2 separate regions of the Homo sapiens genome follow, and region 2 is linked to region 1. The links are chromatin loops, found by intact Hi-C in ENCODE. Cell type or tissue: heart left ventricle. All regions are shown on one strand. Each heading gives the region's core, and the rest is flanking DNA. Links, peaks and the distances in the headings are about the cores only. Region 1 overlaps DENND1A (DENN domain containing 1A). Region 2 overlaps DENND1A (DENN domain containing 1A).

Region 1 (15,308 bases), core at 2,634-10,633:
TCTGTAATGGATGCTGATCTTACTAGGGGGTGTCAACAGAAAATTTTCAAATGAAAGTCAGGACTCATATTCCTTTCTCAAATGATCCTGAAATGTCAATGGTTGCAGGTGTCCAATCCTACCACCAGGACTAGCAGCCAAGTTCTCTCATGCCTAGGCAATGACATCACAACAGCTGCCTGGCTTGCAGTGATTATAAGACCCCATCTACCGTAAGATGCATCACGATTTCAGACCTTAACTTGGGAGAAAATGCATATCTTAAAAGCCAATATAAAATGGTAAATTGTATCTAATTCTGTAAGAGTGTATATTTATCACATGTAAAGTTTCATCCAGAAAGGAAGATGTGGTTGACTGTAATTTTGTATCCGATTTTTCACCCCTCTTTCCTGGAGAAAATTATACATCCTTGCCTGTTGGCATGTGACTTACAGTGCCCTTCTCTGTGAAAGCAGTGGCCAAAGAAATGTGAATGCAAGTGGCCTGTGCCAATTTGCAGCTAAAGCTTTACGAGCTATCACATGGTTCCATCAGTTTTCTTTTTCTGCTGCCATGAGAAAAGGATGTCCCAGATGAGGGCTGCTCTTTCAGCTTGGATACCTGAGTGAGAGTCAAAGCTGACCCTAGAGCAGAGCTATAACCAAAAGGTACTGTAGGAATGTAATGAACTTTTGTTTTTCTCAGTCCCCTGAGATTTCTGGGGTCCTTTTTGTTAATTTCTTCAGGCAGCATAAGCTAGGGGAAGTTAACTAATACAAAAGATCCTTGATGTGAACTATGGACTCTAAAAATTATTTCCACAGCCTGGGCAACAAAGTGAGACCCCTATCTCTACAAAAAATACAAATATTAGCCAGGTGCAGTGGTTTGCACCTGTAGTCCCAACTTCTCAGGAGGCTGGAGTCAGATGATTGCTTGAGCCTGGGAGGTGGAGGATGCAATGAACTGTGATCACTCCACTGCACTACAGCACAATGACAGAGCGAGACCCTGTCTCTATAAAAATAAAAATAAAATAAATAAAAAGTATTTCCTAATGTCCTGGGCCAGAAAGACTCCTATAAGCCACCATGTTCTCCCCCATGCCCCTCAAGCCACTGCTGCAATACACATTTCCTTTCCTCCACCTTACTTCCAGAATACTTGTATCAAACCATTCCTCACACCACATTCCATGATACCCTTGATTCTCTTGGCTGAGGTTCTCAGTATTAGCTCTCCCCTTTTCACCTTGCCTCTCAGACTTGGTTCAAGATACCCCTTGGCTTCCCCTCTAATTAAACCTATTCTCCACTCTGTCCCATCTGCCATGTTCCCAAAACCTGCAACTTCTGCACAGCCCTGTGGACAAGCATCTCACCCATTTATCAGGTGTGAGGATTAAGCACCAACTAGATTCTCTTAGTGGGAGGCCTATCAAAAAGCATTCTTTAAACTCTTCTTTTAAACTGATGATGGTACAAAGCACTATAGAAACAGACGAGGAAATACAAAGTATGACTCTAGAAATAAGCAATAATGTAAACCTAACTTAAAGCTAGAAAATAACTTCTGTAATTCCAACAAACCCATGATTAATTATACAGTGTGGATTTAAAAGTATACATCTACATGTAGAGAGCTTAAAAAAAATCAAAGCTTGTAATGTATGACAAATTCCTGAAAAAATATTTTTCCATTGAAAAAGAACTCAACACAACTCAACTAATTATGTGGGAGGATTCATATGTAGTTATTCATGCATATAAAAAATTAATTATAGGTTTTCTGCAGTCTATATTACACATATACACCCACATCACATGCATCCTATTTGGCCTCTTTTCTCTTTCACTTATAGTTCCTGTATACCTGCCTTATAATGTCAGGGTACTTGTTAGCCTAAAGTCCTAAGTCTGAAAGAAAAGAAGAACTAGAATAAGATTATTTAGTGGCCTCAGGAAAAAGATTTTGTTGTGACCTTGAATAATTTCATTAATGGATATATAATATATATATATATATATATATATAGGTGGGAGGAACACCTGACCCTGGGAGGTCGAGGCTGGTGATGCAGTGAGCCATGATCATGCCACTGCACTCCAGCCTGGGCAACCAGAGTGAGACCTTGTCACACACACATGTACATGTACACACAGACACAAAATTCTAGCATTTAAGAACATGTTTCTCCCAAGGATATGGGCTGATTACTGAAGAGGCAACTAAGGGGCTCAAAGGTGATCAGAGGTTTCAAATCCCCAACAGGATGAAGAAGACAAAACTGTAATTTTTTGTAGGGCCCACAGAATAGAAGAGGTCCCAGTAAGTGCTTTAGGCTTTGGGTTGGACCTCAAATAATTATACCTCATGAGATGGGTAAAAAGGAAATAGATGAATCCTCAGAGACTAAGCCCATCTTCAAATCACCTAAACCCCTAATTGGGAAGGAAGGAAGGATGGAGCAAGGGGATGAGACAATTGCTAGCATGACTAGCCTTAAAAAACAAAATTAATATAAATCCTCTCTGGAGGAGGATAATATTACCCTAGACCTTAAAATATACCTGGTTTTGAATATACAACAATTGGCACTCAATAAAAAATTACGAAGTAAACAGGGACAAAAGAAAGGTGACAACAGAGATTCAAAGCAATAGAAACAGACCCAGAAGGGATTCAAATAATACTGGCCTCAGACACAGTTATTTCACAGACTGAAATAACTTTGCTCAATATGAGAAAGAAAGAAAGACGTGGAAGGGAGAGAGAGAGGGAGATAAGATGGAAGACAGGGAGGGGAAGAAAGTTTAAAAAGATTGAGAGTTTTGCATAAAATTAAAACTGATAAATTAGATTTTAGAACAAAAAAATGAATTAATAACTCAGTGGACAATAGATTAGTTGAAGAAAAAAACAAGTGAACAGATAGGTCAGAAAAAAATATCCAGATTAAGCCCAAATGGATAACACTGAAAAAGAGAAGGGAGAGTAAGTTATATATGAACTACTGTGACTAGGCCTAACTTGTATGTCATTGGGAGTCCCAGAAAAAAGATAGAAAGAGAATTGGCTTACAAGAAATAATAAGTAATGTTAAGAAATACCCAAAATTCATACCAAAAAATCAGATCCCAGATTTAAGAAACACTCTAAACCTCAAGCAGGACAAATGCAAAGACATTAACACCTACACTAATCATAGTGCAACTGCTAAAAATTAAAAATGAAAAGGAAAAACTTAAAAGTAGCCAAAAAAAAAAAAGAAAAAAAAATTGCCATTAAAGGAACACCCATAAGACTTACAGATGACTTTCCAGCAGAAACAATGTAAGCCAGAAGACAATGAGATGATATTTTAAAGATCCTGAAAGAAAATAAATGCCAAGCTAGATTTCTATACCCAATGAAAATATCAAAAACCAAACTGAGATTCTGACAAGAAGGTTGCAGAACTGTCATACAGTTTCTAAAACTCTGAGTTCCCAAAGATAGGGATCTCTTCTAGGACAAGGACCTACAGCAAAGTGAAGCTTCTGGAAGTAAAATCAAAATTGAACAGTATAGAGACCACAGAACTGAAATAAAGAAAAAGTTCAGGAAAAGGCAGGAGAAGGGAACGGAGCCAGGCAAGATTAGGCCACAAATCATATGCTTTTAAGCATCACAGGAAAACTTTACAAGAGATAGCTCAGTGAAGTATAACAGCTACCTACTTCTCCTCCTAAAGGTTCAGAAAAACTAATTTCACATATAAATGAGCAATAAATGAGTGTTAATGTAAGATCCTATAGGAAGTTATGATTAGAAAAAGCAGAGTAAGATTCAGACTAATGTCCCTAGAGACAATGAAGGCATGATAGACAAACATCAACACAAAATAAAAACCATAACCTTCCTTTCAAATTAGTTAAAATACTTTAAGAAAATTACACATGACATGAAATAATACACAAATCAGAATTACAAAAATGTAAAAATGAGGTGATGAACTCACAAAAAAAATTCAGACTTAAAAGAAAAAAATCATCTCCAATATGAAAACCAATTAGAGAAAACACAGTAACAACAACAACAACAACAAACCACAACAGATAATGCCTTAAGAGAAACAGAAGGTAAAAGGAGATAAATTCAAAAAATCCTGAGGAAATAGCTAAAAGGGATTCAAAGTAAAGTGACAAATATTGAAGATAGGAAAAGAAAATCAAACAGATGGATAATAAAAGGCAAAAGAAGAAATAAAAAACAAGGAAACAGGTACAAAAAAAGAACTGATACAAGAAGAAATAGAAAACCTGAATAGGTATAATAACTATTAAATACAGGGAACACATAATTAAGACATGTTTAATGGAGAAAACTACAAGCTCTTATGGCTTCATTAGTAAGTTCTTCCAACCTTTTAAGGAACAACACATATCAATATCACACCAAATTTTCCAGAGAATAGAGAAAGAGGAAACACTCGTTTTGAGGCCAGTAAAACCTTGATACTAAAATCTAAAGACAATGCAAGAAAGGAAATTTATCCCTCATTTAAACATTGATGTGAAAATTCTAAACAAAATTTTAGCAAAAGGAATGCAGCAATATATTAAATAATAATACATGACAACCTACTTGAATTTATTCCAATAACACAAAGGAGATGTCTTAATCTGATAAAGGTTATCTATTTTTAAAAACTGTGTCTCACCTGAATGTTCATCCAAATGGATAAGCAAATTATAATATTTATACAATGGAATACTACTTACCAGTAAAAAGAATAAACTGCTGATAGGTGAAGCAATATGGATGATTCTCAAAAAATCTTTATGTTGAGTGAAAGAAGCCAGAACCAAGAGAATTCCATTTCTGTAAGGAAATGCTATAGAATACCATTTCTATAAGGTTTAAGAAAAGCAAAACTAATCTATGGTAACATAAATCAGAACAGTTGTTGTCTCTGGTGGGGTAAAGGAATTGGAAATAAAGAGAAGAGTATATGGGAAACTGAGCTACATCTTGACTGAGGTGTTAATTACGCAGGTGTATACATGTTTCAAAATTCAAACTGTATGCTTAAGATTTGTTCATTTTACTATATGTGAGTTATAAATCAATCAAAAAACTCAATTAAAAAAACCTATAGCCACCGTGGTACTGAAAGGTGAAATGTGGAAAGTTTTCCCTTCAAAACAGGGAAAAGAGGGCCGGGCACAGTGGCTCACAAGTGTAATCCCAGCACTTTGGGAGGCCGAGGGGGGCGGACCACCTGAGGTCAGGGTTTGAGACCAGCCTGGCCAACATGGTGAAACCCCATCTCTACTAAAAATACAAAACAATTAGTTGGGTGTGGTGGCAGACGCCTGTAATCCCAGCTACTCGGGAGGCTGAGACAGGAGAATCACTTGAACCCGGGAGGCAGAGGTTGCAGCGAGCCGAGATCATCCCACTGCACTCCAGCCTGGGTGACAAGAGTGAAATTTCATCTCAAAAATGAAAAAAAAAAAAAAAAAAAAAAAAAAACCAGAAAAGAATAGGAAATCCTGCCATCATCAATCTCATTAAACATTATACTGCTGGTCTTAAGCCCACGTAATAAGAACAAGAAAGGAAGGCATAAGGATTAGAAGAGGAAATAAAACTATTATTTGCAGGCAACATGATTGTGTTTAAAAAAATACAATATCTACAGATAAATTATTGGAATCAATAAAACAGCTTAGCAAATGTGCTGGATACTACGTCAGGTTTCAAAATTTAACTGTATTTCAACACATCCACAAATATTTAGAGTATGAAATTCAAAGATACCATTTACAATAGCAGAGAACACTAAATACCCAGAAATAAATATAATGAAAATAAGCAAGACTTATACACGAATATCTATAATAACTGAAAGAAATGACAAAAGGACCTACATTACATAAAGGAATCTGTCATGTTCATTATATAGTCTTCATGTGAAGACTAAATATGTAAATAATCAAATCTCCTCACATTTATATCAATTCAATGAAATCCCAATACAAATCTTAGCAAGGCACTTTAAGGGAAATTAACAAACCAATTCAAAAATTATATGAAACTACAAAGACCAATAATAACCAAGAAAAAACTTTTAACAATAACAAAATGGGAAGACTTAGTCTACTAGGTATTAGAACTTATTATAAAGCTTCAATAATTCATTCAGCTGGTAGTGGTAAAATAGATAAAGAGACCAGGAAGAGACCCCTGCATACATGGACATTTGATTAATGAAAGTGGCAATGTGGAAAAGTAGAGAAAGGATGATCTTTGCAATAAATAGTGCTATGCCTACTGAAGATTCATATGGCAAAATAATAATCTCAGCACTCTGGGAGGCTGAGGTGGGCAGATCACTTGAGGTCAGGTGTTCAAGACCAGCCTGGCCAACATGGTGAAACCCTGTCCGTACTAAAAGTACAAAAATGAGACAGGCATGGTGGTGAGTGCCTGTAATCCCAGCTACTCGGGAGGCTGAGGCAGGAGAATCTCTTGAACCCTGGAGGCGGAGGTTGCAGTGAGCTGAGATCATGCCACTGCACTCCAGCCTGGGCAACAGAGTGAGACTCCATCTCCAAAAAAAAACAATAACAATAATAAGTGAGGTGATGGACATGTTGATTCACTTGATTTAATCATTCCACATTGTACACATATATCAAAACATCACTTTGTACTCTATAAATATATAAAATTATGATGTCAATTAAAAATAATATTAACTTTTAAAAGAGTGGAAAGATAAGGCACAGAGTACAAGGTAAATTATAACACATAACCAAAGAAACTGTATCTAGAGTATACAAAGAATTCCTTAAAAATAACAACAAAACAACATAGCCAAATAACCAGCAGGTACATTAAAAGATGTTCAACTTCATGGGTAATCAGGAAAATGCAAATTAAAACCAAAGCAAAATACACTACCCATTCATTCAGAATGGCTAAAATTAAAAAGACCTTTAATAGTAAGTGTTGGTGATGATATAGAGCAAGAGGAGCTCACACAGCAGATGAGGATGCAAATCAGTTCCACCACATTGGAAAACTTGGCATTTTATGCTAAACATACACAAACAATATGACCCAGAAATTTCACTCCTATGTACATACCAAACAAAAGTGGGAGTATACAAACACCAGATATATTTACTATAATGTCATAGCTCCATTATTTGAAATAACCAAAACCAAAGGGGAAACATAAATCTCTACAGACAGTAGAATGGATCGATTGTGGCATATTCATATTACAGAATAGTGTATAGCAATGAAAAGGAGCAAACTACAGGTGCACACAAGGATAATCTCACAAATACAATTGTTGAGCAAAAGAAACCAAGTAAAATATTAAATACACTCATGACTCCATCTATATAACTCCATGTATATATGTTGAACAACAGGTAAAAATGATCAATGCTATTAGAAGTTAAGATAATGGTTTTAGCTGGGCACATTTGCTCACACTGTAATCATAGCTACTCAGAAGATTGAGGTGGGAAGACCATTTGAACCCAGGTGTTCAAGACCAGCCTGGGCAGCACAGCAGGAAATTAGCCAGGTTGGGGGTCCGGGGGAGCGGTCCATGCCTGTAGTCACGACTACTCAGGAAGCTGAAGTAGGAGGGTCCTCTGAGCCCAGGAGTTTGAGGCTACAGTGTGCTATGATTGCGCCACTGCGCTCCGGTCTGAACGATGGTGAGACCTCATCTCAAAAAAAAAAAAAAAAAAAAAAAAAAGGAAACGAAAGAAAAAAAAACAAAAAGGTAATGGTTCTCTAATTGAGGGAATGGTGTTTGGAAAGACACATAAGGATGGCTGGCAAGATGCTTACTAATGTTCTATGTCTTGACCTGGATGTTTTAACTTTGTGATAATCCATCAAACTGTTAACTTGTATTTCTGCATTTTCCTGTTTGTTCCTGTTTTTCATGTTATAAAAAAGTTTTTCTAAACATAAAAACAAAAACAAATAGCTGGAAAAAAAATCAGAATTTTACACTTTTTGGCAGACAATTTTTTTCTCCACAAATTCCTTAGGGGGGAGAAATGTGAAATTTCCTATAATGATCAAGTGAGAACCCTGCCAATTCCTAATTCCCAAGACCTACTCTGAGCTTTTTTAGGCATAATACATGAATTTCAGAAATGGTTAGTAAAAAAAAGTCATCATGAGCTTCACTAGCAGTAAATAGTCCTGAATGTGCCTCCATGTTTGATGTAATTATTTAACTGGGAAAAAGAAATAGCCTATATATTTTTCTGCACCTAAGCTTTCTAGTAAGCAAATGAGAGATATTCACCTTTCAGACTTTAGAAAGATCTTTTGTATTGATAACTCACATCAATGGGTCTTAAAACCAGCTTCAGGCCGGGCACAGAGGCTCATGACTGTAATCCCAGCACTTTGGGAGGCCAACATGGGCAGATCACAAGGTCAAGAGATCGAGACCATCCTGGCCAACACGGTGAAACCCCCTCTCTAAAAATACAAAAATTAGCTGGGCATGGTGGCACATGCTTGTAGTCCCAGCTACTCGGGAGGCTGAGGCAGGAGAATTGCTTGAACCTGGGAGGCGGGGGTTGCAGGAAGCTGAGATCACGCCGCTGCACTCCAGCCTGGCGAAAGAGCAAGACTCTGTCTCAAAAAAAACAGGCTCAAATAGAATACAGTTGTCTATTTTTTATTATCACTACTGTTAAATGAACAAATGCTTGATTTTTAAATCCTTGATACAAATTGAGACATTTGATACCTTTGCCAAAAGAAAATAGATAAAAGGAATCTACCTCCTCCACAATTCAGCAAGCACCAAAAGAAGTTAATTTATTCAACACATAAGGGTCACAACAGAATCATAAAAGCAGTCATCATTTACTGAGCTTTACTGTGTTCTGGACACTTGCTAAGTATATAAGAAACTCACTTCATCCTCACAACAATACTATGAGGAGGAATAAATTATCTTCCCCCATTTTACAGATAAGGAAATTGAGGCTTAGAGACATCAAATAATTTGCACAATTAACAAAGCAAGTAGCAGAGGGAGCTTTCAATCAGTTCATTGGTTTGGTGTGAAATACCTGATTTCTATTTTCTACTTTGTGTCTTTATTTTAAAATTTTAAGCCTAAGGACTATGAAATGCAGAGAACACGTATATATATGCTTACATAGATACACATGCATACGGGTTTTAAAGGCCCCAAACTACTCACACGTCATAAGCCCTGTATATAGCTCTGCACCAGAACAGAGCTTAGGTTTTCTCCAAGAAACAAAACGGACTTCTCAATGATAGACGAGCAAGCCAAAGCACCGCATATAGTAAGTCTACAAAGCATTAACTGGATTAATTAGCAAGGGATTTGAGAAGCAGCTTGGAGCTAGGAAACCAAAACACTAAATTGTTTAAATACTTTGGCAAAAGATCAAGGTTTCTAGGCAGCACTGGGTCTCCTTCCATCCTTTTCGTTCCATGTTTTAACACATTTAACCTGTCTGAGGTAGTTTTTCATGAGATATGAATGACATTGTCAAAATACCAAAAAGAAAAGAGAATTTAAAAAATACTGCAAGCTGTTACCAATTCTGCCAACAGGCAAGAGCCCAGGCAACATTAATTACAAATCAATCGCTCAGGACATAAACAGCTCTTATCACTGGTAAACTCTCCCTCTAAAATAACTTGCTTTAGAGGGGAAAAAAAAAAAAAAAAGCAAATGTCTCTTCTATTATACTCGGTGAACTAATCAGGACAATGAAACCAAATAAAACAGGAGAAAATGCACCAAATAGCAAACGTGAAAAAGGAATCCTAGCTAGATGAACGCCTGGAATGCTACCAGAATAGCACTGTCATTTAGAAATAACGAAGAGGAAGTGGTCAGGGTAGGGACACTAGCTGAATGGGTTTCTGGTTTCCAGGAAGTAAGAATTTTTACAACGCAGCTGATTTTCACAAACACATATGGCAGCAAAATGATAAAAGGCGGCTTTCAACAATACAATCATGGTAGAGGTGGGGGGAATCTGTGTCCCTCTAGTAATGAAGGTAGTTTTATAATGGTCAAGCACACTCATCACAGCCCTCACCACTGCCACACACACAACTATCCAATCATAATAATACATTTCAAAAATCAAAGGATCCTTCCAGAAGTCTAGTTCATCTAGACCCTATCCACAAACTACTATTCGTTTACCTAACTCTTTATCTTGGATATCTGCATTTTCCTCTTGATTTCCAGGAAAAAAAAAAAAAAAAGAAAAAACCTGAGTACCTTTCTACTGCAAAAACTCTCAAAACACACTCCTCCACCACACACTTCGTTCACTCCGATAGAAAAAAATTAGTAGAAAAGAATCACTAACTTTCCATCAAAATACATTCTGACTTCTGTTAGGTCCTTTGGGCTTCCTGAGGATATGGTAAAAAGTGGTATATGGTATATATGCTATATAAAAGTGGGGAGAGCTTCAGCTATGAAGCCTGGCAAAAGTGAGATGGTTAGGGGTTGTTTTCTCAACCTCCCTCAATAAAATGAGGAAGAAGGGCTATCTCAGAATTTGAGAATGAGAGATCTGTGTGTAAAGTATCCAGCAGGGTGTCTGACACACAGTAGGTGTTTGGCAGTTACTATTATTATTTCTCCTTGGTTCCGGGGACATGGTATGTTAAGTTTCAGGATAACATAAATTCTTTCCTGAACCAGAAATTTTATTGACAATTAGATAAACAAGCTGTTAGCAGATTACAGTAGGGTGCTATCTGTTGATTTTGAACAAAATTTACCTCAGTATGTCCAGGGCACTGTCTCCAAAGGTTTCACGACACTCTCACATTAATTGTGCACTTTCATAAAATAACTATGAGGAAAGGCTAATGGGCAATAATACCCCTGGGCTCACATATGAATTAACAAGACTGAAGGAAATCAGGGAGTTCACAGTGCAGCCAAGCTCACACAAATTTCTTGACTATGGGTATTTTATTCACCAGACTTGGCTTAATATGAGAGAAAAAGTAACACAAGTTCATTTCTTCAGTCAAATTATAGAGGGGAAAAATACGGTTAAGAAGAAAAAAGCTAATATACTTTTTTACAAAAATAAAAAGGATATATAATAAAATACCAAAAGAAAGGTAGCCAAAAAGGTGGTTAAGTAAAATATATTATAGTTTGAGTCTAAGTTTTTCATATCTCATATTAGAGAATTTTTAAGTGACTTAATATCACATGATATTCATTTCAAATTTGAGGAAATACTAAAATGTTACTGCATATAACAAATTTCTATACAGAAAAATGTATACAGGTATACATTTTTATAAATAATTTTTAATGTTATCTTACAAATAAAAGTTGTTTATTCACATTACAAAATTTCCCAGACTTTTTCAAAAGAAGTTCATTCCCTTTCTGTTTCATTTAACAGATAATTTACAAAAATAGTAATATAAAACGTTTTGGAATATTTATTGCATAAAATAGGCTACAATACAACTACATTTGTTATCTTCTATAGTTCCCTTACTAAACATATATTGAATACCTACTACGAGGAAAGTACTCTGAATACCTCATATTATTACATTTCTTATGCCATTAAATTCTCAAGATAATAAAATAGGAAGGGGATAGTAATTCCATATTACTGATGAGAAAACTGAGATCCAAAAAGGTCAAGTGCCTTGTCCAAGTCAGTTTACTGGCCAAGAAAGGGTCAGGATTTAAACTCCTCCCAACCGAGGATAAAGCCTGTGCATCTTATGTTTTGCATGCTGCTTTCCTATGTTCCTAGATTGTCTGCAATTAGAATAATCAAACGATCCCACCATTCCACTACATTCACAGACACCAGTGTCTCATCACTCAACAAAGATACTTCACAATTAGCACCCCCTTGCCTGCCCCCAAGAGGATCGACCATCTTTCAACAAACCAGGTCAAGTTAAAGGAGAAAACACAACTTCAAAATAGTCCTGTTGCATTAGCATAACCCAGAAACAATCAGATACCTATCCAGGGGTAAGGTATGGATACAAACATTATATATATGTAGTTTTTCTGAAAACTGAAAAACCAAACTATTTTAAAATTACTGTTCAACCAGATACTACTATCCAGGGATAAGGTATGAATAAAAACGTTATACATATGTAGTTTTTCTGAAAACTGAGACACCAAACTATTTTAAAATTATTGTTCAACACTATATAAAGAAGGCTAAAAGCACAATTTGGGAGCCCTGACTCTATCATGGCAATCTCAACCTAAACCTCAAGGTCAGCACCTCTTTTCCTAAAGAAAAGGAAAAAAACTGAGAAAGTGGAGAACCTGCCCAAATGTAAAGACCAAGAAAAACAGTGCTAGTCTACTTTGACTTCAGCTAATCCAACCTGATGGCATAAAACATATAAACCAATGCAATTTCTACACTATTCTGACACTGCTCCTGCACATGTTGTGGCAAAAAGACTGTACTATTTCTTTCATTCCTCCTATGAAACCTCTATGATGGGACCCATTAATAATCCCATTTTATAAATTAAAAATACGAAACAACTTGTACATCCTATCGTCACACAGCTTATAAACTGGCTGTACCAGAACCAGAATTTACGCTTTTAACCAACCCATACTGATGCAAAACCTTGTTCCAACAGAGAAGTTGAGCATTCCAGAAACACAACCTAACCATTAACCTTAAGCAGAGCTATTATAGACACAGGCAGCACAGTACAGACCTAGAATCGAATCAACAATCCACTACTTACTAGCTGTATTACCTTAAGGCAAGTTACTTCATCTTTCTGTGCGTTGGTTTGTAACACTTATAAAATGAGGACAATAATTAATCTCTTATGGGCTCCAGGAAGAATAAGAAAAAATACACACATACTTGTTCATCTGTGTATATATGTATATGTCTGTGTATGTGTATATGTGCGTGTATATATATAATATGTATATACATATATATAAAGCAAATAGAAGCTTAACAAACGTTAAGTTACAGCCACGAGCTTTGCTCCATTTCAATACTCAGTTATAAGAAAAATGATGATACTTGAGGAGCAATTGCAGAATCTGCTAGTGCTTTAACTGAATCCTTAGAAAACTGAAATTTGGACAACTTAAAAAAAATAGCCATATCAAGAATCATTAGTAACAATAGATCAGACCCAAAGATTTCCCAAATGTCCTTAAATTGCATTAGATATGTTGGCCAATCAATCATTCAAGGCGGTACCTGGAAAGAAAACCTAACAAAGAAAATTTCTTTTTCCTTCTACATTCAGTTTCCTTGTACAGTGGCAAGTAGGATCCAATTATGGATTTAGACCCTCAGGAAGCCCTACCTAGGAAAACCTCATTCTGAAAGAAAATCACTTCACCCTCACTCAGTGGCAGTGCCCAAACCCTCCCACTGTTTCCTCAGTTTGCAAATACAGCAGATAACGGAAATATTTTATTTATAGGGAAGTCCATAGCACATTTAAGTAGAAATAATCTTTTTAGGTGTATTATCATCTCCACAAAAAGCCACACATGGGCAAGAGCCATATCTTTTTCCATGCAGACATGTTTCACTCTGCTCACGCGGAAGGGGCAGTGCAGCAGAGCACCTGGAGGCCACGGGGACCATCCAGGTCTGGGCTGAGCCACACGCTCGAATCGACCTTGGGTACAGACAAAAAGTGTCTGTTAACGGTGGGAAGCCAAGCTTGAAAGATCATATAGACCACTTTGAACCATTACCAAGATAAGTGGTGAACGAAGGAAGCCAGCAGAGGCAAAGCCATGATGAAAGAGATGAAGCCACCCTGGTGCATGACTTTCCGGTTCCAATTGGTCCTCATGAAGCCCAGCTGGTTTTGCTTCCTGTCCTTCACTGTACAACAGACCTCTCCACCTCTATCCCTGCCCTTCCTGAGCTAGTTTTAGTGAAATTCCACCCCTTGTATTCAAAAACGCCTTAACAAGGACATTAGCCCACTGCCTGGCACACAGAAGGGATTCAATTAAACACATTTAAAAAACAGGAGTACAAACCTTATAAAATACATGATGTTAGATGGGGCATTCTCATAATTACAGTTTCCGCGACAGACAGGCCAATTTCCCTTAATCCACTTATCCAATAATTGTTAAGGAAATAAACAGTATTTGACACAACACGACACTTTATTCCAATTTATCATCTAATAATAATTAAGCATTCAAAGCTTACAATGAAAGCACAGCTCCACAGTTCATATTGTTCTTTTAAATTGAATAATTTGGAATCCTGTGAAGAGTTCCACCTTACAGCAGATTCCCTCATTCTTGTGCAAATACAATCTGTCTATCAACATATTAGCATTTCAATCACCCTTGTTTTTTTCATAACTGGGAGAAGCTGTCTTCATTTATTCCTATTGAGCATCTACCACCTATGAATTATTTCTGAAGCTAAGCAGTAGAATTGAATTTAAATCCAAGTAAATGAGAAACCGAAACTATTTTCAAAAATAAATGTAGGACACTGGTTCCAGTTGCATACTCCCAAATATTATAAATGTTCTTTAATGATTAATTTACTTTAAGGTGAAAATAATTTCTTTTGAATTAAATTGTTATAATAGTTAGAAATGGAACATCGACCCCATGTTTCAAGTGTTTTTGTCTATTTTTTTTTTTTTTCAAGAATTCTGGATCAATTTATATTCCTGGAGTAAATACATCCACCACTCAAAAAAAATTTTTTTAAGTCCCCTTTAAGCATCCCTTTAAGGTACTGACCATAAATGGTGTAATTTGCCCTGGACATCATTAAAATGTAAAGTTAATGAGGATTCAGCTGAAAACAGAAGGAATGTAACCTATTTTCAGGCAAAAGTTCTAACACAGCAATCAGAGGAAAAAGCTCTTTGATGTTTCTTTGTCTCTTCTCATTAATTTTTTTTGTCTCAAAAAAAAAAGACTATTTAAACTTAAAAAAAAGCACCAAAGTTTAAACATGATAATTATAACAGAACTCCAATGAGGTCGTTAGAATTTTTTATGAGATAAACAAGAATCAGTCATATATACATGGAGATAACACCACCTACCTGGCAGAGTTATTATAAGTTTTACAAATATTGTAAGTAAAATGTATAGCAGAATAGCTGACACATGAAAGGTACTCACTTATATTATCTCCCTCTTTGTCACACTCTGTCCCCAAGGGCCTAGCACAGTGCCGGTACAAAAATAGTAATCAAAGAGTCGCCATTATTATTATCACATATGCTGTATTTTTTTTCCTACT
Region 2 (15,308 bases), core at 2,455-10,454, 76 kb before region 1:
ACAATGGAGATAATTTCATAAGATTGCTATAAAAATAAATGAAAATTACATAAACCAGCTGGCATATTAAATAAATGCTGATAAATGTTAATTCCTGCCTTCCACTCCAAATCCTCTGTAGTGAGTTATCCAGAGTTAGTCTATCCATGTTCAAAATGATGAAGTAACATGAGCCATCAGCAGCAGTCACTAGAGGTAGCAAGATGATTGAAGAATGCGGGGGTGGGTAGAGAGCAAAAAACAAGGCAGAACTACACTCCTGGAGTTCTTGAGGTGGTTTCACTTCCTGCCCTGTACTAAGCTTCATGAGGATTAATGACAAGGAAGTGTTCTGTTTCCAAAACAGAGAAAGTATCACATCTCTTGTAAGGTTTAGAATTCACTCCGTCTCAAAAATAAAAAATCCCTTTTAGCCAAAGTCTTAGAGTTACAAATACCCTACAACCCTAGGGTCAGGTTGCTTGAGGGAAGGCTGTGCCAGGCTGGTGTCCTCTGAAAAGAATCAGGAGGAGAAAGGGAGCTTCCTCCTGCAGTGGACAGCCTGAGGCTGGCTGCTTGTTCCAGCCCCCATGGCCACTGCAGAAGACACACCTGTCCTTCCAACTGCGCAGCTTCCCAGCCCTCAAATCAACCTCCAACAGCAGGCCACTGGGAGTGCAAGGGCAGTTTCGGCTATTTCTCTTTCTTCTCTTCAAAGGTGATTTTCTTTAAACTGTACAGCTTGTTACTATTGTTGAGTTGTGGCTCCCCAGAGGATTATATATGTTTCTAAGTATGAAGGCATCTGTATGGCAATAAAACATGCAACATTCCCCAACCACTTCATTTTTTAATTCAGAAAAACTAGTTATAAACTCCCACAAACTGATGTTCTGAAGAGCACCCCATGCCCTGCACCCACACAAGCCTTTCAAAATACTGAGGAACTCAGAAGGGCCCTGGGCCTAGGAAAGAGCAGACTCCCTGGCCCATCCTCTATGTTCAGCTTCTGACAGATGCCATGTTCTGAGACCCACAGTCGGTGAAATTATCAATCTGCCTTAGCAGTGGGGCCTTCTGCCAACTGACCATCCAGAGAATAACAAGAACAACACAGTATCCAGCTTACTTTTAAGGAGAAGAATTAAAAAGAAATCAAACAGTTCCAGAGAGACAGAAACACTCAAAAGGCAAAGGAAAGTCCTCTGTTAAACGGTATGAAAGACCCAGGTTTCCAGAATGGCATTTAAGGCACTGGGAAGAAAGGCTGATTTCTCCCAGAGGGGCCCCGGCTTTGATGCCCAACTGCCCTCAAACATCAGGCTGTGCATTTTTGTATAGCAGGGTACCCTCGGGCGAGACAACCATAAACAGCTTAAAACAAGAATAGGAGATTCCATCTGTTTCTGGAATATTTCAGCAGCACCTGCTTTCAAGGTAAAAATCTGGGAGCTGTCCCCACAGCCTTCCTCCCCGACTCCCTCCCCCACCTCCCAAACACTTATTTTAAACTAAAGCAGCTAACACACAACCCAAAAGGGCTTCTGCCACCGCACCTGCCTGAGGAAACAGAGTCCTTTGATTTTATTCCTGAACTGTATGTGTTGTTTAAAAACACTGGAACAGTCAGCAAGGAAAGCCAAAGTTCTTAAAGCCAGACTCCTTTATTACTTCTAGCTTCTTTTTTGCTCCGTGGAAATGGAGCTTTTCTGTGTTTCGAGTGAAAATGAATGTAACACAGCTGAGAATGGATGCAATGGTCATTCCAGTCTTGAGATCAGAAAGTGCTCCAGAAGGAAGAAGGTTGTCACTGAACACCACTCAGGTTTAGAATCAAGTCCATATGCCAACTAGCATGGAAGAAGGGATAATCACTATCCTTGTTTTTAAAAGAAAACAAAAAAACCCCCTGCAGTTGAGGTTTGAAAAATCCAGTCTAAATCTGGGTGCTACCTCCAAAGTGACACGCAACATCCCTTCAAACAATAACCAGAAAAACCCAAGCACATTTCACATTCAAAAAATCACTTTTGCCTTGGTCTAAAAACATCATCATCTCTAATGTCTACCCGAAACCAGCTGACAGTATTCCATTTGCTACCGGATAAATCTAAAATCTTGAGCACGCCCCAGAAGCACTCACAATTGGACCCCAGACTTCGATGGTATCATCTCTTGCTATTGCTCCCTCACTGCATTCTCAGCATCCTTTCATCTTGCTATACCTTTCATTTCTTGGGGACTTTGTGTATCAGTTCTCACTGCCTAGAGAGCTGTTCTCCCATTTTCCTCCAGCCAAGCCCCCACTCATTCTGCAAGACTCAGTTTAACTGGAACTCATCAGCAACACTTTCCCTTATTCTCAAGTTAGAGATGGGCACTGTCTAATCTGTGACTTTGAAGAACCTTACACATAAATATGTTTTCTTAAAACAACACTGATCGCATTATGTTTTCATTACTTGTTTACATTTTCCCACCCCAAAGATTGAGCAGTTCCTAAAAGAGTGAGGGTAGCAGAAGTGCAGTGGGAGATGGATATCAAAATCAGAGGTGGTCCATGAACAGTGCACCTAGAAGCACATTAGATTTTATATTTGGTAAATGACAAGAAATACTTTTTTTTTTCATTTTGTACTACCAAGTTCAGAAAGTTCAGCTCATCAAAATCTTGGATGAGTGTGATATCTGAAGAGTTTTCAAATGGAGATCTGGGGCTAGATCTCTGTGTTCATGTTAAGGGACCTTGAAACAAGTGAAGGCCAGAGACCAAGTGTTATGTATTGCCCATTCTGGGTATATACTAGGTACTCAGATACTTTTTAATTGAATAAAAATTTAAAAAGTTAAACTAAAAAAATTTAGACAGCATCTTGAGGAAAAAAGTTTTTTCTTTCCAAAATGTATAATAAAATTAGTTTTATTTGGGTGTAAGGACAGTTACTCAATCTTTCTTAAGAGCTTCAATAAGATCCCAATGGAAGCAGGAGAAAACTGTAGGGCAAATATTTGTGTAGTTCCTTTATAAAAGACAAAAGGTATTTAATTATTGTATGACATATCTCCCCATAACCCTCAAACACAAATTTAAACCTTTGAACTCCTGTGTTCCTTCTGTTGATCCAGAACTAGAAGTTGGCTAGAAATCGCATCTTTCATTACAGTTTTGGCCTTGATGGAGTATGTGCCATTGGGGCAAATCAAATATCAAGTGCCATAACAAATTTCAATTCTAGGTCACTTTGTTTTATAATATTTAAAGATTTCAGAGGTAAATGCATATATTGCATCAGACTCAGATGGTACAATATGAAAATGCTAAAATGCTCTCACATCCCTGTGTTTATGATGGAGACTAACTAATCCGTAACTACTGTTCTCCTAGCTGGTGTTTTTAATTTAGTATCAACTCCCATCCAGGAACTCATTAAATAATGTGGCAAATCTCAAGGAGGAGTAAAATTCTTCAGTGGCAGGAACTAGTCAACCATGGGAGGAAATAATGCATTTGATTTATAGTGGCATTTGTGTTAATAGGACTTGTTTGGTACGACTAGGTTTCTGCCAAGGTTAGCTGGTAATAAGAGTTCATACCAAAGTTTCTAATGTTTTTTAATAAACATGGGCTTATTTCCCCATTCATTCCTTCATAAAACAAGTACTAGCTAAGTCCTTGTCCTTGAAGAGTTCCCAGACTAGCTGGGAATGTCAGCTATGTGCCAGAATATTCTTCAATAAACTTTGGATGTATTTGTGGGAGGAGAAAAAAACATAAAAATTCCCAGCCTTCATGGAGCTCATGCCCTAGTGGGGAGGAACAGAAAATAAAAAGGAACCTAATAAGTAGGTTATGTTGCACAAAGGGTGTCTAAAAACCTTTCATTGTGAAATTAAGTTTAAATTTTAAAATACAGATGGCTTAACCCTTCATGGACAAAATGTCTATCACTCAATATTGAACCTCCATTGTGAGATTAAAAGGTGCATCTCTTACAACTAGCATGAAATGAGTTTGGTAATGTGAACTACACTTCTTCCAACAACTATTTCTTATTTCCTCTCTGAATTTACGTCCCATGACACCTGTCCTCTCATTCAAAGTCTTTGGTGCCCTGCCCTCCCATTCTTGATGCATTTCCCTGTCTCTGATCCCAATGCACACAATATCTTGGATAAGCACTACACTAACTGCTGGAGATGCATGCATAGTTAATTAAGATCCAGCCTTTACCCCTGAAGAGTTGACCTTCCAATAGGAGGAAAACAAAGGAGGACCAAGGTTATGAGTGTGTAACTAAAGAATGCAAAGCACGCTGGGTGTGCCAGAGAGGGAATGATTACCTCTACATGGGGAAGGCTACTCTGCAGAGGTGCCTAGGCTGAGTCTGGGAGGATGGGTAAACATGTGAAAGCAGAGACTGTTGAGTGGTTCACATGGACCAGAAAGCATAGAAGTTTGGAATGTCAGACAAGGAGGAAGTGAAGCTAAATCCTGGAACCACAGGGGCTACGTCTGCACAGATGCCATAACTGAGAGCTACATCCCTTGAGAAGAAATGGAAAGCAAAAGTAGAGGTAGTTTATGAGCAGACTTGAGCCACAGCCCTGGGCACACTGTGAAGGGTGATTGGACCTCAAGGCACAGGTTAACTAAAGAGAAAGTATCTAAAGGAAGCAAGGAGACTGAGCAGCAGAAGAGGACAATACAACAATGTAACCTAGACCCAAACTGAGCTCTCATTCTCTTGGCAGACCTCTCCACTCCCCAGTGGATACACCGTCAACCAGTCATCCAGCTTTAACAGTAAACCCTTCCATTTACATGCTAGTCTCAGCCTAGCAATGTTCCCAAACCCAACAGAGGGAAAGTGTCAGTGGGTGTGCCCTTTATTTCCACACAAGCTGGAAAAGATAGCTTCTCTACCCTCATATTAAATACTCATAAAATTCATGTTCCACAATTCATCTAGGACTCTTTTATTTTTAGCCACAGTCACTATCCTCTGGCACTAGAAAAGCAACAGCAAGACGACACTATGCCTTGGGATCATTCTGTGTATTAGATACAGCATACTGTATTGTGATCATCCATCTCCCCAGCTAGTCTGGGAACTACTCAAGGACAGTGACTAGCTAATAGTAGGAATTCAATTAAGAACTGACACACAAATGAATGAATTAACCCACCGAATTTTTCTCCATAGTTCTAACCTACTATAACAGATTTAAAAAACACATCAATTGCTGCCATTTTTCATTCTAAAGGATGAAAGCACGAAGACTATTCAACTGGCTTCTCACAAATATGAAATCCAGGACCCTACTTGTATAGGCACACAAAGTCACACATCAGAATCAGAGACAAGCAAATTCAAATGTAAATTTTTAAATGAATACTTTTATCAAAATTTGCTGAGTGATAGTGCCAGTTTAGAATATACATATACATACACACACACAGCTTAGAAAGAAACACTGTAACCCAAACATATTATAGAGAAAAACCTTTTTGCAAAACTCTAAGAACTCAGTTTAAGCCTCACCACCTCCAAATGAATACATAGTTCACCTTGGACAACACAGGCTTGAGCTGCTGAGGTCCAGTTATACACAGATTTTTTTTTTTTTTTTTTTGAGACAGAGTCTTGCTCTGTCGCCCAGACTGGAGTGAAGTGGCATGATCTCAGCTCACTGCAACCTCCACCTCCTGGGTTCAAGCGATTCTCATGCCTCAGCCACCCAAGTAGTTGGGATTACAGGCACCTGCCACCACTCCGGCTAATTTTTGTATTTTCTTTCTTTCTTTTTTTTTTTTTCAGTAGAGATGGGGTTTTGCCATGTGGGCCAGGCTGTTCTTGAACTCCTGACCTCAGGTGATCTGCCCACCTCAGCCTCCCAAACTGCTAGGATTACAGGAGTGAGCCCACATGCCTGGCCAATATGTGGATTTTTTTAAAGTAAAAGTTATACCTTCCTCTCCTGCCTCCCTTCCTCCTCTTCCACCTCAGCCTCCCAAACTGCTAGGATTACAGGAGTGAGCCCACGTGCCTGGCCAATATGTGGATTTTTTAAAGTAAAAGTTATACCTTCCTCTCCTGCCTCCCTTCCACCTCTTCCACCTCTGCTATCCCTGAGACAGCAAGACCAACCCCTCCTCTTCTTCCTCGGTGTGAAGATGCTGAGGATGAAGGCCTTTATGATGATCCACTTCCACTTAATGAACAGTACATATATTTTCTCTTCCTTATGATTTTCTTAATAACTTTTCCCTTCCTTAATTATTGTAAGAATACAGTATATAAGACATGCAACATACAAATATGTGTTAGTCAACTGTTTATGTTACAGGTAAGGCTACCAGTAAACAGTAGGCTATGGAATAGTAGTTAAGTTTTTGTGGGTTTTGTGTTGTTTTGTTTTTGAGATGGAGTTTCGCTCTTGTCACTCAAGCTGGAGTACAGTGGCACGATCTTGGCTCACTGCAACCTCCATGTCTCGGATTCAAGCAATTCTCCTGCCTCAGCCTCCCAAGTAGCTGGGATTACAGGCATGTGCCATCACACCCAGCTAATTTTTGTATTTTTTAGTTAGAGACAGGTTTCTCCATGTTGCTCAGGCTGGTCTCAAACTCCTGACCACAGGTGATCCACCCACCTCAGCGTCCCAAAGTGCTAGGATTACAGTCGTGAGCTACCGTGCCCGGCCATAGTTGAGTTTTTGAGGAGTCAAAGTTATATGTGGATTTTCAACTGTGTGAGGGTACCAGTACCCTTAAACCCATATTGTTCAAGGGTCAACTGTATAAATATGCAGTGGCCTGGCCAGGGCTGAAATATAACAGACAAAACTGAAAGAGAAATTTTTCTTTAAAAAGAAAAAGACTGCACTGTTCAATCCAAATGTAAATAATCATTTACATCAAATTCTAATGCTCTGGGCAGGTAATTCTTGGGCCTGGGCTACTAAGGCGTGCTTGAGAACAACAGAACACACAGAATCTCCCAAAGCAGCCTCCTTCCTAAAGCCTCCCCAGCAGTCATCCTCCTGTGCCCAGGTTACAAATGCTATGCTTGGTGCAGAAGAGAGTCGACTTCACTGATTAAAAGCACTAATGATACTAAGATTTGTGTAGAGAAATGCAAATGTATAGCAGTCCAGATTGACAGTTAGTGAGCTTGGGAACTTCCAAAGTCAGCCCCTCCTCCCCTGTGGTGTGAGGGTGTGTGGGTTTGGGGAACAGAAGTCAGTGGGGGAGTCTTTTCTTGATGAGAAGAAGAAAGTGCAGAGACTAGTGCCGCAGAGAGCTACCCTTTCTGGAATCCATAGAGGGTCTGGCCTTTTATTCCCAGGCCCAGGCCCAACCCAAGCCTGGGGGCCCGGGTTTTGTCATGGGCACCTCCTGCTGCTGTGCCCTGGCTGTTCCACATGAGCAGAGAGAGACAGGAGGCAGGCCCCTCTGACACCTACTTAACCAAGGCAGATGGAGAGGGGAGCATGGGGGATGCCTTTACTTCCCCCTCAGGAGGAGCCCAGCAGGAGTCCACAGAGCCAGCAGCTCCAAAATCGGATTTCCACACATCCTCCCACCTCAGAACATGCCTTACCCCTCTGGCAGGAGGAAACAGAGCCTTAAGCAAGTGTGGCTCTGGTGTATGAGGGGCTTTTAGAAGACCTGAAGAAGCCTTCTTACACGATTCTTAATTTTTTCAAACCTCTACAGAGGTAGCCAAAATGGGACACAGTTCTTCATTCACCGACCCAAAGGGGGCAAGGGTGTTACTTTAAGGCGGACACAGTCTGTGTCTGCAAGATGTCCTGAGCTACAGACACATACTTTATTAATAATCTTACATACACAAAATGTCCAAGAGAAAGTCTAACAGGCTAATTTCTGACAGCTCCAGATAACAGCAGAAGGCACTGAAGCCACACTGACTCTCTGGCTTCCACAAACTACTCAGAAGAGATGGTCCCCTTTCCCACCCAAGGGATGTGATACAAATAAATAAATACAATTATCTGCAGAACTTACAGTGCAAGAACAACACTGTGAAGTCCTTCTCCCCAAATGCAGTGACTTGTGGGAAACAGATAGGAAAATGAAATGAACAGCTGGAAGATTTAATTACGGAAGAGCAATGCAGAAGCTGACATTGCTTCAGAGAACAAGCCAACAGCCCAAGCCTTCTCCCTTACCTTAAGATACAGAAGCAGCTCTTCGCTCCTGAAGATAAGCGGCAGAACCCGAATCTCTGTTTGCTGTCAATGTCAGTGAGCACGAATGTGAAGTTCTGGCCAACTTGGCTAACTGTGAGGCTGCAGCAAAGGCAGAACAAAGGGGAAAATGAATGTGCAGTAAGTTTCTTGATAAAGTATCTAATCACAATGAGTCGTTGAACTTATAACATTTCCTCTCTCAGTGGAACTCTTAAAATTTACACATTTCAAGGGAACAGACTGTAAGCTAGTTAAAAAAAAAAAAAAAAAAAAGACAGCCAGCAGCCTATTCTAGTGACCACCTCAGAAATCAAATAATCAGAGCTATCATACCTTCTCCTTACTGAGTTCAGTCTCTGAGGCAGCTCTGTTAGTCAGCCCATCAATTCCGAAAGGTGCCCTCTATTAACCTCATTTTGCTGATGAAGAAATAGTCTAGAGAGGCATTGCCTAAGGTCAGCTGATCAGTGGCAAAAAGCTGGATTTTAACCCTCGCGCTGATTCCACAGGCCACTCTACCAGCTTGCTGCTAACAATCCTCACCTGAGAACTTCCCTAGTTCAGAAAATAAGAGTGCTTGCCAGAGCAAAAGGTAAATGTTACTATGTGCCAGCCACAAAGTTAGACATCATATATGCGTAGACCATCTCCCTGACTCTCAGGACAACCATGGAATTTAGAGGATGTTCCCATTTTACAGAAAAGGAAACTAAGGACCAGAATACATCCTTAGTAACTGAATCACGTTCACACAGCTACAAAGAGGAGGAGCTGAAATTGAAACTGGAAAGAAAACAGGGCAAGCTTAGGTGTTACTTTCCTAAATTCCTATATCTTTCATAATTTCTGAATTTATGAGAAACATATTTCCTATTTTAGAGGACAGAAATAACCAAAATGTCTAGCATTGCATGGTGTTTTCTAAGAAATGGAAACAACATTTTAAAGAAAGACGTTAAAGGAAAAAAGCTAAAAATATATCAATACAAAAATTTAAAAACCACACATAAACGCAACATTAAAATATCTATTTTTAAAAATTTTAAAAACAATACTAATCAGATTACAGAAACTCTTTGTTTTGTTTTTCTGTTTTGAGATGTAGTCTCGCTCTGTTGCCAGGCTGGAGTGCAGTGGTGTGATCTCAGCTCACTGCAACCTCCACCTCCCTGGTTCACACAATTCTCCTGCCTCAGCCTCCCGAGTACCTGGAACTACAGGTGCCCGCCACCATGCCCAGCTAATTTTTTTATATTTTTAGTAGAGACGGGGTTTCTCCATGTTAGCCAGGATGGTCTTGATCTCCTGACCTCGTGATCCACCTGCCTCGGCCTCCCAAAGTGCTGGGATTACAGGCGTGAGCCACCGCGCCCGGCCAAACTCTTTTTTTAAAGTTGTAAAATGTCTAAAAATCCAGTTTTTAAAATCAGTTTACCAGTTAGCTTGGATTTCATTCCATTTTAAAAATTTAAACATCCCGCTTCCGTCACAGTTATGGCGGCTAAGGCTACCACCTACTTGCCCAGCTGTTGCTGCTAGAGCTTGTAGACAAATGTATAGGCTCAAGAATTCACATTGTGGTGAAGAGTCATTAAGAAATCGTGGGTACTCTTCTAGGAGTTGATGACTTTGTCAAGATGGACTAGAAGAGGTCACTGAGTTTGAAATCACACCAGAAGGAAGAAGTACTATTGTTGTTATTATTATTACTATTACTTTGAGACACAGTCTTGTTCTGTCACCCAGGCTGGGGTACAGTGGCACAATATTGGCTCACTGCAACCTCTGCCTCCCGGGTTCAAGTGATTCTCATGTCTCAGCCTCCTGAGTAGCTGGAATTTCAAGCGTGCACCAACACGCCCAGCTAATTTTTGCATTTTTAGTAGACAGAAGGTTTTGCCATGTTGGCCAGGCTGGTCTCAAACTCCTGGCCTTAAGTGATCCGCTTGCCTCAGCCTCTCAAAGTGCTGGGATTACCGCCTGGCCAGGAAGAAGTATAATTAAATTAGAGCAGATTTTGCTAAGTGGAAATAATATAACAATGCTAGTTCCTGTCAGAGAAGAACCTGAAGAGTGAATGGGTTTCCCTACCTTATGCTAGATTCAGTTTTGTCTTATAATGGCAACAAAATAGAATTTGCTTTTTACCTTTAAATGCTTAGATCCCATAAAGCTAAATTTCGCATTCAAGGGAAATCCTTTGAAGATGTATATCCATTTTTGTAAGTTACAGTAATTATCTCAGAAAAAGAAGAAAAGAGTTTTTTCTCTGAAGATTAAAATAAAGGTATTTTTGGTTAAAAAATCCAAATTCTAATACATGAATTTATATTAACGTAATATGCTAGAATTCAACACTGAGTTATTCAAAGGAACTCATCAACTCATATTGTATTTTACAAAGTGTATTCAAATTGGTAAAATAGTCAAATCTATGCTATCAATTATTACTTTATAAATTATCAGAAGAAATTTAAAAATCATGGTTTACCAAGCTTTTTCCAAAGGTAGAATTCTTATTGAGTCTTTGGATATGATATGAATAAAGTTTTCAAAGATAGGGTAGACTTTCTAAAACTCCCTTATACAGCCACATAAATAATTAAAATTAAAGGAATTTTCAAGGTATTCCAATACAAAGGTCAATGGACTCTGCCTGGTCATATTTAAGGAGACAACTCCATCTCTTAGAGAGTGGTTAGAGAGTACAAGAAAATAATTCAGAAAGAAAAAGTGTTCCACTCTCCTTATTTAACTAGGAAGGTGAACAAAAACAAGGTGGCAATTTAAAAGCAACGTGGTCATAAAGCAGGTGTAAGTAATGCTATCCCTCCACCTTACACAGCCAGGAGAAGAAACACATTTCTATAAAAGTTATAGGGCCGTCAAGGGGACACCAAACGCTACCTTCCTATGCCTGTTATGTTTTATCCATAAAGCTTGGATACTGTGTTACTATGGTGATTTAATACTATGTTTTAAAGGGGGATTATATGATTAATTTTAACAAGGTTGAGAACTGAAGATGTGTGAGAAACAGCATTCTAGCTCACATAATTAAAGTGATTGGGGAGAAAAGTGGGCCTCAATGGGGGAGGGGAAATCCTGTTTTATTAAAATATTTAAAGCAACAGGTCTGGATGATTCCAAGTTACAAATAAGGTTGTGCTTTTAAGAAACACTACTACGTGATCATACAAAATATGATTGTTCAGTGTTTTAACTCAGGTTTTGATTTCACTTCTAGAATGTTTAAAATGAATACTAAGTATCATCCTAGAAAGGAAGGGTATCGATAGGACTCGATGAAAAGAAAACACCCAGGATTCTCCAGGAAAAAGACAGAGAATGAATGCACCTGACTTGTGAATTGTGTGTCATTAATTTCCTACTCTCTTTTTATTCCTATTAAAAATGCTGGAAATGTGTTTAGCTACCCTACAGGCTCAGAGAAAGAATCATTACTCATTTACCTGGTTCAAATCCCAACTCAATCACTGACTAAATTTAGCAAGTTACTTAAAACCTTTAAGCACCTGAGTTTCTTCACCTGGAATAACAATGAGACACTACCATCCAACCCAAAGGATGTTTTGAGAATAAATGGAAAAGAATTTAGTATAAAGGTCAGTCCAGAGTAGGAACAATTAAAAAGAGGGACGCAAGCTGTTGCCAACTGTGAAAACTAAAACTCACATTAAAAACTAGGCCTTTGCTTAGAATCTTCCTGATTCAGCTTTATAATATCTGTGAGTAGAGGAAGAAGTCTGCTTTCTTTTCTCTCTTGCCTGTTGCATATTTTTCAGGAAAGGCTAGTCCTCTGGGTGACCAAGTGACTGATGCTTGCCTTACAGTGAAAAAGATTCTTTTTGGGGTGCCACAGCTTACCAGGAGGTACTTATTCTCAATTGATTCCCTTTTTTAATTCCTGGTAGGGTGAAGTAGAAGTCGACAAAAGCCCAAAACCAGTAGGCTCTAAAAGATTGTTTCCTTGGACAATTTCCAATAAACTAAAGGTCTGGCAAGGGAAGTCAAAGAGGTTAACTTAAAAGGGTTCTGAATCTCCAAGGAATTTATCATTCTCTCTCTCCTACTTGCTGGGGTAGTCTATGGGAGTGTTCACTATTTCTCCATAAAAATGACCTTGGGGAAAGGGTCTGCTTCCTTAAAGTCTGCAGTTTGAGTTTACCTCAGCATCCATAATTTCCAAAGGAACCAGAGATTTCAGGATGATGGAAGCTAGGAGAAACCATCTCACCCAATTCTCATGTTTCACAGATGAGAAAACTGATATTTAGGGTTTACTTTCATTTTGTTTTCCAAGGTTATCAGGACTAGGACAAAAATCCAAGCCAACTTCTGGTTCAAAGTCCTTTCCATTCTGCCACGCTGCACTAAACACAATGAAAATCCTCCCTGGGAAGCTTTCAACTCGGTTTAAGGAACTAAGGTATGCGAGGAATTCAGATAGTTGTCTTAACAAAAAACCATATTTTTCACTAAGCTAGGGAGACCACATTTGAAGTTCTCCAGAAATAAACCCAGGAGACCAGGGCCAAGACCAGCCTTAGCTGTGCTTCTTGTAGCTTCCCGTGCCTAGGTGAATATGAAAAACAAGGGAGAAAAGCAATAGCTATTCAAGCCACAGACCTAAACCTTCATGCTTCCTTTTAAATGCCTATCAGCCATTCAGGGCCTCTCCAGTAGCATTTTGCTTAATCTTGAAGTTGTTTACAGGGCCAGTGCATGAATGGTATGAAGCATGAGGATGGACAGTTTGATTCTAGTCTCCCAGTGAGAAACAAACTTTTACATGTGAGCTTCACTTTAAGTTTCATTATCCATTTTGCAAATTGAGCTACAACTACACTGGGCACTGTAACAAGTGCTGGATATACAACACTGAACAATATAGGCAGGGCCCCTGCCTTTGCAGGCTTTCTGTCTAGATAGAGACAAGTAATAAACAAGTATACCACAAAACATACAGCTTGTAATAGTGGTATTACAAAACCAAAGAAGAAACGAAGATAGAGGAAAATGGAAGGGAAGGAAAGGCCCTACTGAGATAATGTGGTCAGAGGTAGCTTCTCAGGGATGGCAACAATATTGACCAAAGGATGAAATGGAGCAGCCACTCAAGAAACAGGGCACTGGGTTGTTTCAGGCAGAGAAAAGAACTAGGCAGAGATTCTGGGGACTGGAAAGAACTAGTTATGATCAAGGAACCAAAAGGACAGGAGTCCTGCTAATGCACAGGAGATAAAGGGGAAAGTGGCATCACATTAAGCTGCTAGATAAAGCAAGCTCCAGATCACACAGAGAGTCCCACAGGTCATGGTAAAGAATTCAGATTTTTTTTTTTTTTTTGGCGGTGGGGGGAGGCAATAGAATGCCACTGAATGATTTTGATCAAGAGAAAAACACAGTCTGGTTTATAGCTTCAAATATTTCAACTGACTTATACAGAGAGCAGTTTGGAAGAAGGTGTAAGTAGGAGTAGAGAAAATAATCTGGAAGTGATTGCAGTAGTCCAGGTGAGACTGGATGGTGGCTTAACTCATGTAGGGAGAGTAGAGATGGAGAGGGATGGATAGTTCAAGTTATAGTTAGCAGATATGAATGACAGGCTTGCAGATGGACTGGGAATTGGGGAGCAAAAAGGCAGAATATTACCATTTGAAGATAGGAAAGACTAACAAGTTTGGGGGAAGATCCAAGAGTTCCATTTGGGATATGTTAAGTCTGAGAAGCCTGTAAAACATCTAAATAGAAATGTCAAGTACAGAGTTGAATACACTAGTTAGGAAATCAGAGGAAACGTTTGGATTGAAACTACAAATTTGGAAGTCATCTACAAACAGATGGTATTTAACACCATGGTAAAGACTGGGATCACTTAGGGAGGGAGTTCAGAGAAACAAAAGAGGATCCAGGACTAATTTATAGAAACACCAATTTAGAAGATGGGTGGAGAAGAGACCAAAGAAAGGAGAATAGCCAGCAGAACAAACAAGAGGGAGTGGTCAACTGTATTGATGCATCAAAGATGAGAAGAAGAAAAAACAATGTCTACTGAATTAAGCAATATGGAGGTTTTAGATGACCTCGATAAAAACAGCTCTAGTTGAATGACAGAAGCAGAAGACAAGCTGAAGAAGGCTGAAGGATAAGTTGAAGTGTGTAGATAACTCGTTCAAAAAATAGAGAATCAGAAAGCAACTGAGTGGTGGTTATTATTTTTAGGATGAATACCAGAACTTGTTTTTAAGCTGTTGGAAATGATTCAGCAGAGGCAGAGATTTATGATGCAGGACAGAAGAGAAAACATTAAGGCCTGGACCTTACATCAGAATCCCAGACATGTTACTCAGCAGTTATGTGGGCATAGACAAGTTATTATACTTCTCTGATCTCATCTGTAAATCATCAGAATAATCACATCACTTTGCAGAGTGGTTGCAGATTAGAGATAATGTATACAAGATAACTAGCATATAGTAGGTACCTGACAAAAATGATCATCACTACTGTTATGCAATTATAAAATTCAAGAGATAGAACTGAAGCATTTTGTCCCCCTCTATGTATTATAGCTTACCGACAATTATCTGTTGTCCATGGCAGGGCACCTAACAGACACTTTTCCTTTCCTTCAGTGCGTATGAGGCATGAGGCAGGAATGAAGCTTCATCAAACTACCACATCTCCCAGCCTTTAGTTCCGTAAGCCTCAAAGCTTCCTTCCACAAACACACCTTACATCTGCCTAGGCCTCAAGTTTCTCACCTTCCCTGCTCAAAGATCCAAGTGGTGAGAATGACATGGACCCAAAATATGAGGGGACCAACAGTAAGTGACACACTTCGAGACAGAACGCAATGCCTACCTGCTGGAGAAACTCACCAGACAATTCTAAGAGCAGAGCTCTGTCCATTCCCTCTACATGAGCCTGACAAAGTCAACATGAAGCATAACTGCAGAATTTAAAAGTATCAAAAGCAGAAGGAACAGCAGAGATTGATGGAATCCAATTCCCTCATTTTATCCATGAAAAAATGAAGAACCTCAGGGGAGAAGTCACTTGCCTCACAGCACAGAGCAGGGCAGTGG

Evidence for each region. A loop is a pair of places that touch in the nucleus more often than their neighbours do. Peaks named below come from ENCODE experiments on the same cell type or tissue, not always from the same donor. Only the 100,000 strongest peaks of a DNase experiment are listed, where the experiment ranks them.
Region 2: it touches region 1 in a loop (2.5-fold over the local background); 2 of 110 quality-filtered maps call a loop at or near these places.

Annotation. Positions count from the first base shown.
Region 1 is chr9:123,825,402-123,840,709 of GRCh38, forward strand. All of the region lies in intron 2 of DENND1A (DENN domain containing 1A), which reads right to left. Among named protein-coding and RNA genes, the nearest start is that of DENND1A, 97 kb to the right of the region's middle. In heart left ventricle, for the core only: no CTCF peak of the experiment used is centred there; a DNase peak (open chromatin) is centred at 7,630; H3K4me3 peaks cover 838 bases.
Region 2 is chr9:123,749,528-123,764,835 of GRCh38, forward strand. DENND1A (DENN domain containing 1A) reads right to left here. Exons shown (of 24, transcript NM_001352964.2): 5 at 8,176-8,295. Among named protein-coding and RNA genes, the nearest start is that of DENND1A, 170 kb to the right of the region's middle. RefSeq lists enhancers at 409-538, 4,523-4,572. In heart left ventricle, for the core only: no CTCF peak of the experiment used is centred there; no DNase peak of the experiment used is centred there.